Linked DNA regions of Homo sapiens: region 1 is linked to region 2. Evidence: chromatin loops called from intact Hi-C (ENCODE). Cell type or tissue: ovary. All regions are shown on one strand.

Evidence for each region. A loop is a pair of places that touch in the nucleus more often than their neighbours do. Peaks named below come from ENCODE experiments on the same cell type or tissue, not always from the same donor. Only the 100,000 strongest peaks of a DNase experiment are listed, where the experiment ranks them.
Region 1: a loop joins it to region 2, with 2.6 times the contacts of the local background. A loop is called at or near these places in 78 of 110 quality-filtered maps.

The regions. Positions count from the first base shown.
Region 1 is chr1:209,629,826-209,634,825 of GRCh38, forward strand. LAMB3 (laminin subunit beta 3) reads right to left here. Exons shown (of 23, transcript NM_000228.3): 6 at 4,622-4,813; 7 at 3,245-3,308; 8 at 2,758-2,951; 9 at 790-910; 10 at 1-100. Among named protein-coding and RNA genes, the nearest start is that of MIR4260, 8.8 kb to the left of the region's middle. RefSeq lists enhancers at 1-24, 25-526. In ovary, no CTCF peak of the experiment used is centred here; no DNase peak of the experiment used is centred here.
Region 2 is chr1:209,583,925-209,588,924 of GRCh38, forward strand. The region is part of intron 1 of CAMK1G (calcium/calmodulin dependent protein kinase IG); the gene reads left to right. It overlaps LOC107985256 (a long non-coding RNA gene), which reads right to left and starts at 2,441. Exons shown (of 3, transcript XR_001738443.2): 1 at 2,277-2,441. In ovary, no CTCF peak of the experiment used is centred here; DNase peaks (open chromatin) are centred at 484 and 1,917; H3K4me3 peaks cover 1,252 bases.

The DNA.
Region 1 (5,000 bases), 46 kb after region 2:
TCCCGGCAATTGTCACACACACCTCCATATGCCCCCTGGCTGGCGGCAAACACAGCGGGGTCAAAGTGACATGTCTCTGAGTGCCCATTGCAGTCGCACCCTGGAAAAAGAGAGTCCCAGGGCTGACATCTGACCCACACCTTTGCTATCTACAGAGCATGCTCCACAAAAGCTCACTGGCATCTGTAACAACTCTGCAAGATGATCAAGGCAGGGAAGTGGGGAAACTGAGGGCAAGGGAGGTTTGTATAACTTATTTAAGGTTACATGACCAATAAGAAAGCAGAGGAGAATAAGAACTCAGCCTTCCTGATTCTTACTGTTGGAATAAACCCAAGAACAGTGGCCATGTTGGGCCAAAGAAAGAGCCCTTTGAATGCTCTATCCCCAACCCTCCCACTGCCAACACTGGTCTCCTCCTGGGTCACTGCCTGTCTCCAGGATGAGAATCTCTGTTTTCCTCATTTATGTAAACAAAGGGCCTGATTCTAGGGAGCCATTTGAAGTAGGAAAAATGACAATAGAAAAACCAGATATGTCCTAAACAGGGTAAAGCAACTGGAGAGGCCAGAAGAAGCAGGCTCTAGCTGGGGACAGTGGGAGGATGTCACCCAAATACTCTCTCCATCCTCACAGAGCCAGGAGAGCTTGAATTGTAATGGTGCAATTCAGTTTAGATTTACATAAGAAAGACTGGATCCCCCTGCATCCCAGGTGAGATCATCAAGGCCTAGAGGGGCCAGCACTCGACCCAGACCCTACAGGGGAGGGGTGATCCAAAGCTCCTACTTTGGCATTCATGGGCGTCCTGGCCCTCCGCCGGTCTCCAGGGCCGGTTGTTGTAGAAGGGTGCACAGCGCTCACAATTTGGGCCGGCAGTGTTGTGCTGGCAGACACAGACATCGTGGACCTGGGAGGGGGACCGTCAGCCATCAGGAGTAATCAACAAAGAAGGGCACCAGGGATGGACCTGCCCACTGCCCTCTGACCCTCTGCGCACCACTCAGGATCTGGCTTAGATCCCAACCCTTCCAGGAAGCTTCCTCTGAATGCCGCAGACTTCACCCAGCTCCTGTGAAACTGTCTGCTATTGTTCTGCACATATGAGCATGTGTGTGTGTGCACGTGCGTGTGCCCGCACTGCTCCCCTAGTGAGGTTTTTGCAAGCTCGCTGCTTGCACTTGGACACCCCCATGACACCCAGTCAGAGGCAGCGCTTGGCAGGTGCTCAGACACCCTTGGCAAACTGTGGGATCCAGAAGCTGGTGGGGCCCTCTGGAGATTTCTATTCCAACAATCTATGAATACAGTTGTTTGGTTAATGGAACTGTTGTGATGAACTGTCACTAGACTCATTAAGGTATAAAAATAGAATAGCTGTTGCGTGCTAATTGCCTTCCAAATTAAGCCCAACACCTTCAGCTTGGCATTCAAGGACCTGTATCATGTTAGCTGCATTCTCAGCTCCCATGTCCTGCTGACAGCATAGCAAGATGAACTTCTAGCTGCTCCCTCTGCAAGCCCTACTTTCTCCACCTTTTGGCCTTTAGCAATGGTTTTTCTTCTGCCTAGAATTCTCTTCTCTCTGTATTCATTCACAAAATCCTGCCAGCTAGGCTCCAGCTAGAACGGCACCTCTCTCATAAGGCCTCCCTGGTGCCTCTAATTCCATAGATCTCAACACTGCCTGTACCTCAGTGTCACCTGGGGAACATTTTTTAAAATGCCAAGGTCCAGACCCAATTCACTCTGAATCTCAGGGATGAGACCCAGGCAGTGGCACCTTTTAAAAGTGGTGATTCCACTGCATGGCCAGATTTGAGGACCACCAGGGCTGGGTGGCTCCCTCCCACCTCGTCATGTCATAGCATGTTGTATTCCCTCTGTGTCACTCAGCCTTGGGTTCTAGGAGTATGTCTCATGGGCCCTGACAGATGACACACTCCCTGAGCTGGCCTCCCTCTGTACACCTCTGCAGCCTGGGGCAGAATTTGGCCCAGAAGTGGAAAGAAGAATGCCAGCTGAGGCTTGTGCCACCTCTATTTCCCACTCAGGCCATCTTACATGATTTCCTCCTGTCCCCCTGTCACTAGGACAGCTGTCACGCTCCCATGTTGGGTCCCTCTGCTTCTTTGCTCAAGGTTCTCTCTTCTCTACCTGTGGTTCTCAAGCTTGGTTTCACAGCAAAACCCCTTGGGAGGGGAGGGCTTGTTAAACTGGAACGTCTCAAACCCCATCCCTGCTGAAGCCAATCCGCCTGGTCTAGGGTAGACTTAGCATCTGTACTAAACATTGGTCTCTCACCGTGCCCCATATCTCACCACTAGCTGAGACTTTAAAATCCCCAAACCAGTGGCTCTCAGACCTGGCAGTACATTCGAGTCACCTGGGAGCTTTAAAAGCCAATCATAAAATTAGAATATCTTAGGGTGGAGGGCTGGGCAACATTTTTAGCTCTCAGTGAAATTATAATGCATAACGAGGGTTGAGAATCATTGGCTTAAACTCCCTCCCAATTTCCACACTTATGTAAATGAAATGAAAATCATCTCAAATTAGGAAGCAGATCTAAAGAAGTACTAAATGATTCTGATTTTTGGAACGAAAACCACTTCGATTTTTTGTTGTTGCTGCTGAAGTATTAAATACCCAAGTCTTAGATTTAGTGCCCTTCCTGCTTTACAGGAGCCCCAAGAATGTCTGTAGTCTGCCCTGGTCCTGCCCCCTTCCTCTCCCCTTCCCACCCTAGGCTGTTACCTGCACAGCGGTGGAGGGGCCTGCAGAGGCCCCAGGCTTGGGTGCGCAGCGATCAGCATGGCCGTGACAGAAGCAGCTCCCCTGCAGACGGAGCTGGGACACAGCATAGTAGGCGCTGGGAGGGTGGTAGCCCCTTTGGGGCACAGGGGCCAGCCTGGTGAAATTGACTCTCAAGTTTGTGATCTCCCCCACCTCTGAGAGGGCCAAACAGCAAGGAGGGAAGAGTTGGAGAATGGAAAATAAAGAAAGGAAGTTAGAGGCACATAGAGTCTCCTTCATATGTGATACCGTGGGCCATCCTCTCCAGACCTCAACCATCCCATAGCATCCCACAGACAATATCCCTATGGGGCAAGCAGGGCAAGTATCAAATCCCCAACCACGTTGACAAAAACATGAAAGACCAGGAAATTTCCATGACCTGGGCTCCAACTCTGTTTCCTTTCCCACCCATAGTTCCATGGACAAGAGAAGTAACCACACTGACCTTGAATTTTTTGACTTTGAGTTGCTGGAATCCCAGACACTAAATCCATAAGGTTAAGTTGGACCTACAGAGGGAAGGGAAAGAGAAGCGCTGAAGAAGAGACAAATAGTGTGCCCCGAGTTCAGAAGAAACCTTTCTTTCCATTATATGCCTCACACTTGAAGTCCTTGTTACCTGGAACCTGAGATAGACCATGGCTATGAGGCTTGTCATCTGCTGTGGGGGAGAAAGATGATCACTGGGCCCTAAACGTGTGTGTGTGTGTACCCCACCCCCAACCCCTGCCAGTTGAAAATATAAGTATCCTAAGAATTTTCTGAGTTCCCTGGGTCAAAAAGTATGGTAAGATATATCATCTACATATAAGGGTTTAGGAGATACTAATTTTCTGATGACTCAGGATGAGTGAGAAATCTAAAACCCAAGGATGCGTGAATGTGGGTGACCACAGCACTCTGGACAATCCCAGTTTCAACTATGCTTTGATTTATTCAAAAAAAAAAAATCCACTCATCATCTACATATCCCAGGAAGAGTTTTCACATCAGCCCTCCACAAGTTAGGAAAAAGTTCTTATCTGGTGTGTGAAGAATGTAGTTAACATAGATTTGCGTAAGGGTATAACCAAGGAGGAACTGCTAAAACCAAAGGAAGAGTTGCATGGCCTGCATAGAGGGCCCCACTCTGAGCATCGGTCCACATGAGAGCAGCTCTGAGGGCTCACCTGTGTCTCAGCCAGGGAAAGGAGAAGAGAAACTACAGCCTCCTCTGCCAGGGGATGGGGAAACGCAGTTATGAAAGAATTTGACCCACGTTGGGAGGACTTAGGGAGAAACATTCTGAGTTTTTCTTCAGGCAGGTTCTTATTTCTAGCTCAGGGTTTAAGCTCAGGAGAATTCGGGCTCTGGGTTTACCAGAATTCCCTCCAAGGGCTAAGACTGGGTTAGATGGATAGATTAAACTGAAAATGTTTATTTTTGTGTTAAACCCTACCAAGGTGAAATGAAATTTGTGTAATTTGCTCACTTGCATCTAACTAGCATCCCAAAGTCCTCATATCAAAGTAGGGTCGATTTCATCTTCCCACTAGAGGGATGAGCCAATGAGTCACGGGGGAGGGGGCTGTGGAAGACGGCAGGGGTGAGTAATGCGGTGGCCCCAAGGTGTTGCTGAAATATCCTTCCTCAGCAAAGAGGATAAGCAGCAAATGTTTTGAGGGTGGCCACAGGGGTCATTACTGGTGGGAATTCAGGAAAGTCAGCAAGGGGAGCTGGCGAGGGTGTTTCCGTCCCTTCTCAGGAGTCCGTGTGGCTGTGTGAACAGTGGGACATCAGGGATTTCTCCCCAGGCCTACTTTTCAGGATTCCCTCTACCTACCTTCCCCCCATTTAGGCGTGCATTAGGCCTCTGAGGCAGGGACTGGCACCGAACATCCTGCCAGCTCTGAGGCCGACCCTGGCGGACCCGAGGGAAGGTGGAGGTGCAGTCGGCAGCCAGGTACTGGTACACTCGCCAGGTCTTACCGAAGTCTGAGGAGCGCTCAATCAGCATGCCGGCGGGCATGGGCCCCTGTGGAGACAGGGGCAGTGTGCAGAGGGGAGGCACTGGGGCTGTGCCCCGTGGAGACACAAGCAGAGAGACAGGCTCCTCCAGTGAACTCGGGAGAAAGGGGGCCCAGTGGGAGCAAGTGGGCTCGGAGCATCCGGGTCCAAACCTCCTGGCATACCACAGGCCACAGAAGTTTCTCCCAGGATCT
Region 2 (5,000 bases):
CATCAAGGGTGAGTTATAGCTGTCTTGGAAAATAAGTCTGAATGGGGGGTCCGGGTGGAGCTATCTGTCCGTCACTCCTGGGCTGGCTTTCATGGAAGCATTTTGCCCTTCTGGGCAGGGAAAAGGGAGAAAAATATCTTCATGTGCCCCTCCTGCAATGCCTGCATTCTAGGGACAAGGCTCTGTGCCTAGAGGGACCCCGTCCATCTGCTGGGGTGTTAGGACCTCCAACTCTCTTGCACCCCTCCCTCCTGCTCAACCTTCATCTCTTAACCTCTCTGACCCCATCCATCAAATAAAGTATGCCCTCTCTGCCGACCTCTTTGGGTTATTGGGAGGATTAGCAGAACCAATGGCAAAAAGATTTGTAAACAGCCTGTGGCTCTGCAAGCCTAAGGAAGACGAGTCAGCCTCAGTCCCTCCTGGAGGAGTCTGTGGACAGGCTTCAGGCTCCCTATCCTCAGCCGCGTTAAGATGCAGAACGCAGCCGAGCTATCGCTGTCAGTCACAAGACAGCTTCCTTCACCTTCCCCAGGGGCGCGTCTACCTCCCTTCTGTTTTTAAACTTCCCTAGTTTACCTCTCAAGTGAAGATCTTAAAAGGAGGTCTGGATTCACCACCACCACCACCCCCATCCACACCATGGCCCCTTCTCTCCACGTAACTTTGACGCACAAACATTAACCCTGAGGCTCCCGGAGATGGCTGCCAGGGCTCACGCTGGTCTGGCTGCAGTGCTTGTCTGGCCAGCCTCTTGCTCTGGAGTCAGATAAATTGATCATGAGGAAAGCCTCTGAGAAGGGTCAAGAGAGTCAAGCAGATTCCGCCTTAGGTAAGAAGATGATCTTTTCCAGATCATAAGCTGAAGACAGAACAAGGTCCCTGTCATTCCTGCTGACCCAAGCTTAACCAGAACCAAAGATGAGACCCACCTCTGAAACAGGCCGTAACACAGAGTGCTTAGTAATACCTGATATGGGGACCACACTTTACAGTTTATAATGTGTTTATAATTAATCATCTTTAGGACGATCCCATCAGATGGTGTGGCATGTATTATTTCCCCTTTAGTATAGATGAGACCATTGAAGCTTAGAAGTTAAAGGGTTTGCCTGGGGTTGCAAAGCTGGTGATGGTGGTGGCAACTGAACCCAGATCTATTGATAAATTCAGTGAACTTTCCACGATGCTGCAGATTGCTCTGGTGTGTGTGTGTGTGTGGATGCTTATTAAGAGCACTCTTCAGAAAGTACTCTTTGGGAAAGAAGCTTGAGGTTAGAGTGAGAAATGGTTTGAGCTGGAACCATGAGAGGCTTGGGGCAATAGACATGCTGTCCCCAGCCTCCATGCTGAGAAATCTGAGTGCTTTAGGGATTCAGCCCTTTCAAGATTGTCCGAGCCATGTGTTCCCAGGGTAATCAGTCAGACGTTAGGATTGCATTACAGCATCATAAGGATGAAGGTGGAGATGAGTGACATCCCAGCAACTGCCACCAGGAAAGAGGCAACAGGTTATGTGGTACAGTGACGAGAAGACTAGCGTTGGAATCCAATTCAGTTGTATCATTCACTATCTGTTTGATGTGGGGGATTTTTCTGAACATTTCTACTTATCAGTACCTCAGCTGTAAAATGAGGTTACCTGGAAAGGTGGCCGTGGGGCATTAAACAAGATAATGCATGCAAAGTGCCTAGCGCGGTGCCCCACCCAGGTGCGTGGTCCAGGGCAGCGAATACTATAAAGCCTGGGAGCGATTCTACCTGGAAGTGAAAAAGCATCCCCCTCTAAGAGGAGAGCGCCTCCCTCGCTCCCTCTCCCCCATACACACGCACACAGGGCCAGAAATAAATTGCCACACGAGTGCGCGCGAGTGGCGGCGCCCAGCCGCAGCCTGCCAGCGCCAGCGAGTGAATGAGCTGCAGCATGAATGAGGGGAGCGGCTGAGTCTGCAAACAGGCTGCGTGCCTGGCGCTACAACTGCAGGCGCGCCGCCACGGTCAATGGCGAGGGGGTTGGGGCTGAGTGGGAGCGGCTGCCAGCAAGAAAGCAAACTGAAGCAGGCAGGGGACTGCACGGACTATCCAGGATTGTCAAACCCATGTCCTTGGAGGAAAGGCTGGTAACTCAGAGCTTCCTGACACAGCCCTTCGTCCTGAGTTCAGCCTGTCCTTCCTTTTGTACTCTATCCCTGGTAGGGGAAAGATCCTTCCTCTCCCCTTCTGGAAGCCAGAGTAGAGTGCCTAGCTGGGAAGGTTAATAGTAATGAGCGTCCAACCTGTACAAAAGAGGCACCTCTTGCATGGGATTGGGCTTGAAGGCGGTGTGTGACACACAGTCAGCGTTAACCTTGAAAACTCCTTAGAAAAGTGCCCCAGTGGAGACCTGCATATCACCTGTGAAAAAAACCAACAGAAGTATTATTTCCTCTCTTGTTGCAACAGTTCCCTGTTTTCTTGGTTGAGTACCAGATGAAGTAGTTGGCTTGCATTCAGGCTATGATGTACGAAAAATCATATATCTTTAAACACTTTAGAAACACAGTGAGATGAGATGCTCACACTGTGAAAGGCACGTGGGAGCTGGAACCAGCTGAAGAAATAGCAGATTCCTGTCTCCTGTCCTGTGCTCACCCTGTTTAAGTCCTTATTGGTTTCCCTTTCTCTTTCTCCAGTGCTTAGTGTTTAATTCATGTGCCTATAATGTGGACCCACTGCATGGCACTTTAGAGGTTGCAAACTGCTTTTGTGCCCATTGAAGCATTAGCCCTCCAAAGGAATGCTGAGAAATAGAGCAGGGATCATTATTCACATTCAGCAGATGAGGAAACCAAGGCCCAATATACTTAGCAGCACACTAAGAATAAGCAGCATACCCTGCTCTCTACAATGGCCCCTGTGTGTTGACCTCTCAGCTACCGCATGAAGCCCTAGAGAATGATCTTCACATCCTCTGTAAGAAGCACACAGTAAACCATAAGCAACACATAAATTATGGCTTGTCACTGCAGCAGGAGAGATTTTGTTAAACTTAAATGTAGGTTTGCGCCTTAAATAAACTGCAGGCAACAATTGAAAAACCTTCTCTCTGGGTCATTTTGTGAACAGAAATTGGCATGCAGAGTTGATCTTTGAAATGCAGAATGGCAGTGGCAGAAGGGCTGGGAAATGGAGTGGGTGGTCCTTGGAGTTTCTCTCCAGCCAGAAGCTTCCTGAAGCCTTTAGGTTCCAGAGCCTCAGCTTTGGCAAGCAGATGAGCCACTTGGGTTGCAACCCGTGAACTGGAAGTGAGTTCTGACACAGGCCCAGCCATTCACCTATGACACCACAAGGAGGGTGAAACTGTGACTGATGGCAGAGGGCTGCTCGAAATTTCATCTATCCCTGCAAAATATGAAGAATTACAAAGCATTAGAGATGGCCTAGTCTACATTTTCCAAAGGATGCTCTGAGAAACCCTAGATCCCCGGCACACTAATATTAGTGTTACAGAAGGAAAGAATTTCACTATCTACGAAATTTGGGAAATGCCAGATTAAACAGCATGTGTCTTTAATGGTCCTCAGAGCCTTTAATAAGCTAATGTGGATTGTGAATCTCCAAGAAGGGGGCCAGAGGAGGTAGCAAATCCACCCTACTCACAGAGAGTCACCCAGGACTAAGATACTGAAAAGCAAACTTCAGGGAACTTTAATCTAGTCCAATCTCCTCTGTTCACCAGAGAGGAGGATGGAAACTCAGGGATGTATGGTGATCTGCCTGGGGCTGCACAGCTACGGGATATCAAACCAAGACTGGAACAAGTCTGGGTTCTTTCTGGTATTCTTTTAACCCAGTGGATGATATAAAGTCCAATATGGACCAGAGTCTAGAAAATTGTGTGACCCAGCAAGAAAACTTCCCAACTTTTGCCTTTTACCCTTTTGTAACCAAGCGCTGATAGATTTCCATGATTCGGTGTGCCCCAGCCTGGAGGCAGAGAGCACATTCTTATTAGAGATGATCCAACTGATAACCTCCCTCCCAAGGCCCATAGGCTTTTCTGAGTCATGCTCCCAAAGAATGGAAAATCCCGGAAGCAGAGACTATAAAGCAGTCTTAGGGTAGACTGATTCCTCTAAGGTCAGTAAAAGAGCCAGGCATGATCCAGAAGGCTCTGAGCCTGCTCACTATGCCCCAGAGTGATTCATGCCTCCTTGCTCAGAAGCCCCTAGTGACAGCACCAGCAAAAGGAGGGTGGCTCTTCCCATGGGTAGAATTGAGAACCATTATCTGTGAGCTTAAGATTGCAGAGGTGCTACTCAAAGATGCTCTCCTTCCCTGTCCCCATATCCTCTGGTTTGTCCATGCCCAGTTTAGGAACACTATGATTGTTCCTACACTGTACACACATTGTAATGGATTGGAGTGGATTGGATTAGAGTGGAGCGGAATGGATTGGATTGGATTGGATTGGATTGGATTGGATTGGATTGGATTGGATTGGATTGGATTGGATGGAAAGCCTTTGAATTATAACGTGATGCTCCTAAGACTCTGGATCACCTAATTAGGAGCGTAACAGTTTTAAGCTATTAGCCCAGCTGATACGTTTAATAAGCACCTCAGGGCAGGTCCCTAAATGGCTGCAACTCAAATAGAAAACTTTGGGTAGGTAGGCCACATGGAGAGTGGGGCAGACATGAGAGTGCAGAGAGAGAATCCGGCCAGTGTGGGGTCATGAGGTGACCTGGCAGTTTTAGGGTATATGACCACAGTGAGGAGGCCACTGCAGACAAAGCTTATCTGCCTGAGAGTTCCATCTCGGGCTAGTGGTGCTCCCTTTACTAAATGAAGCTGGAAAAGGAGGAAGGACAGAGAAGCTCCATGGAAGGGGCATCTGCCTCCTGGGCTCATGGCCCAAGCATCTCTCACCAGCTTCTCATAAGCAAGCATCACACAGCCTGCCACTGGGAGCATGGAAAGGGCTGCACTCAGAGGCAGCGTCCACCCCAAGGCTGTAC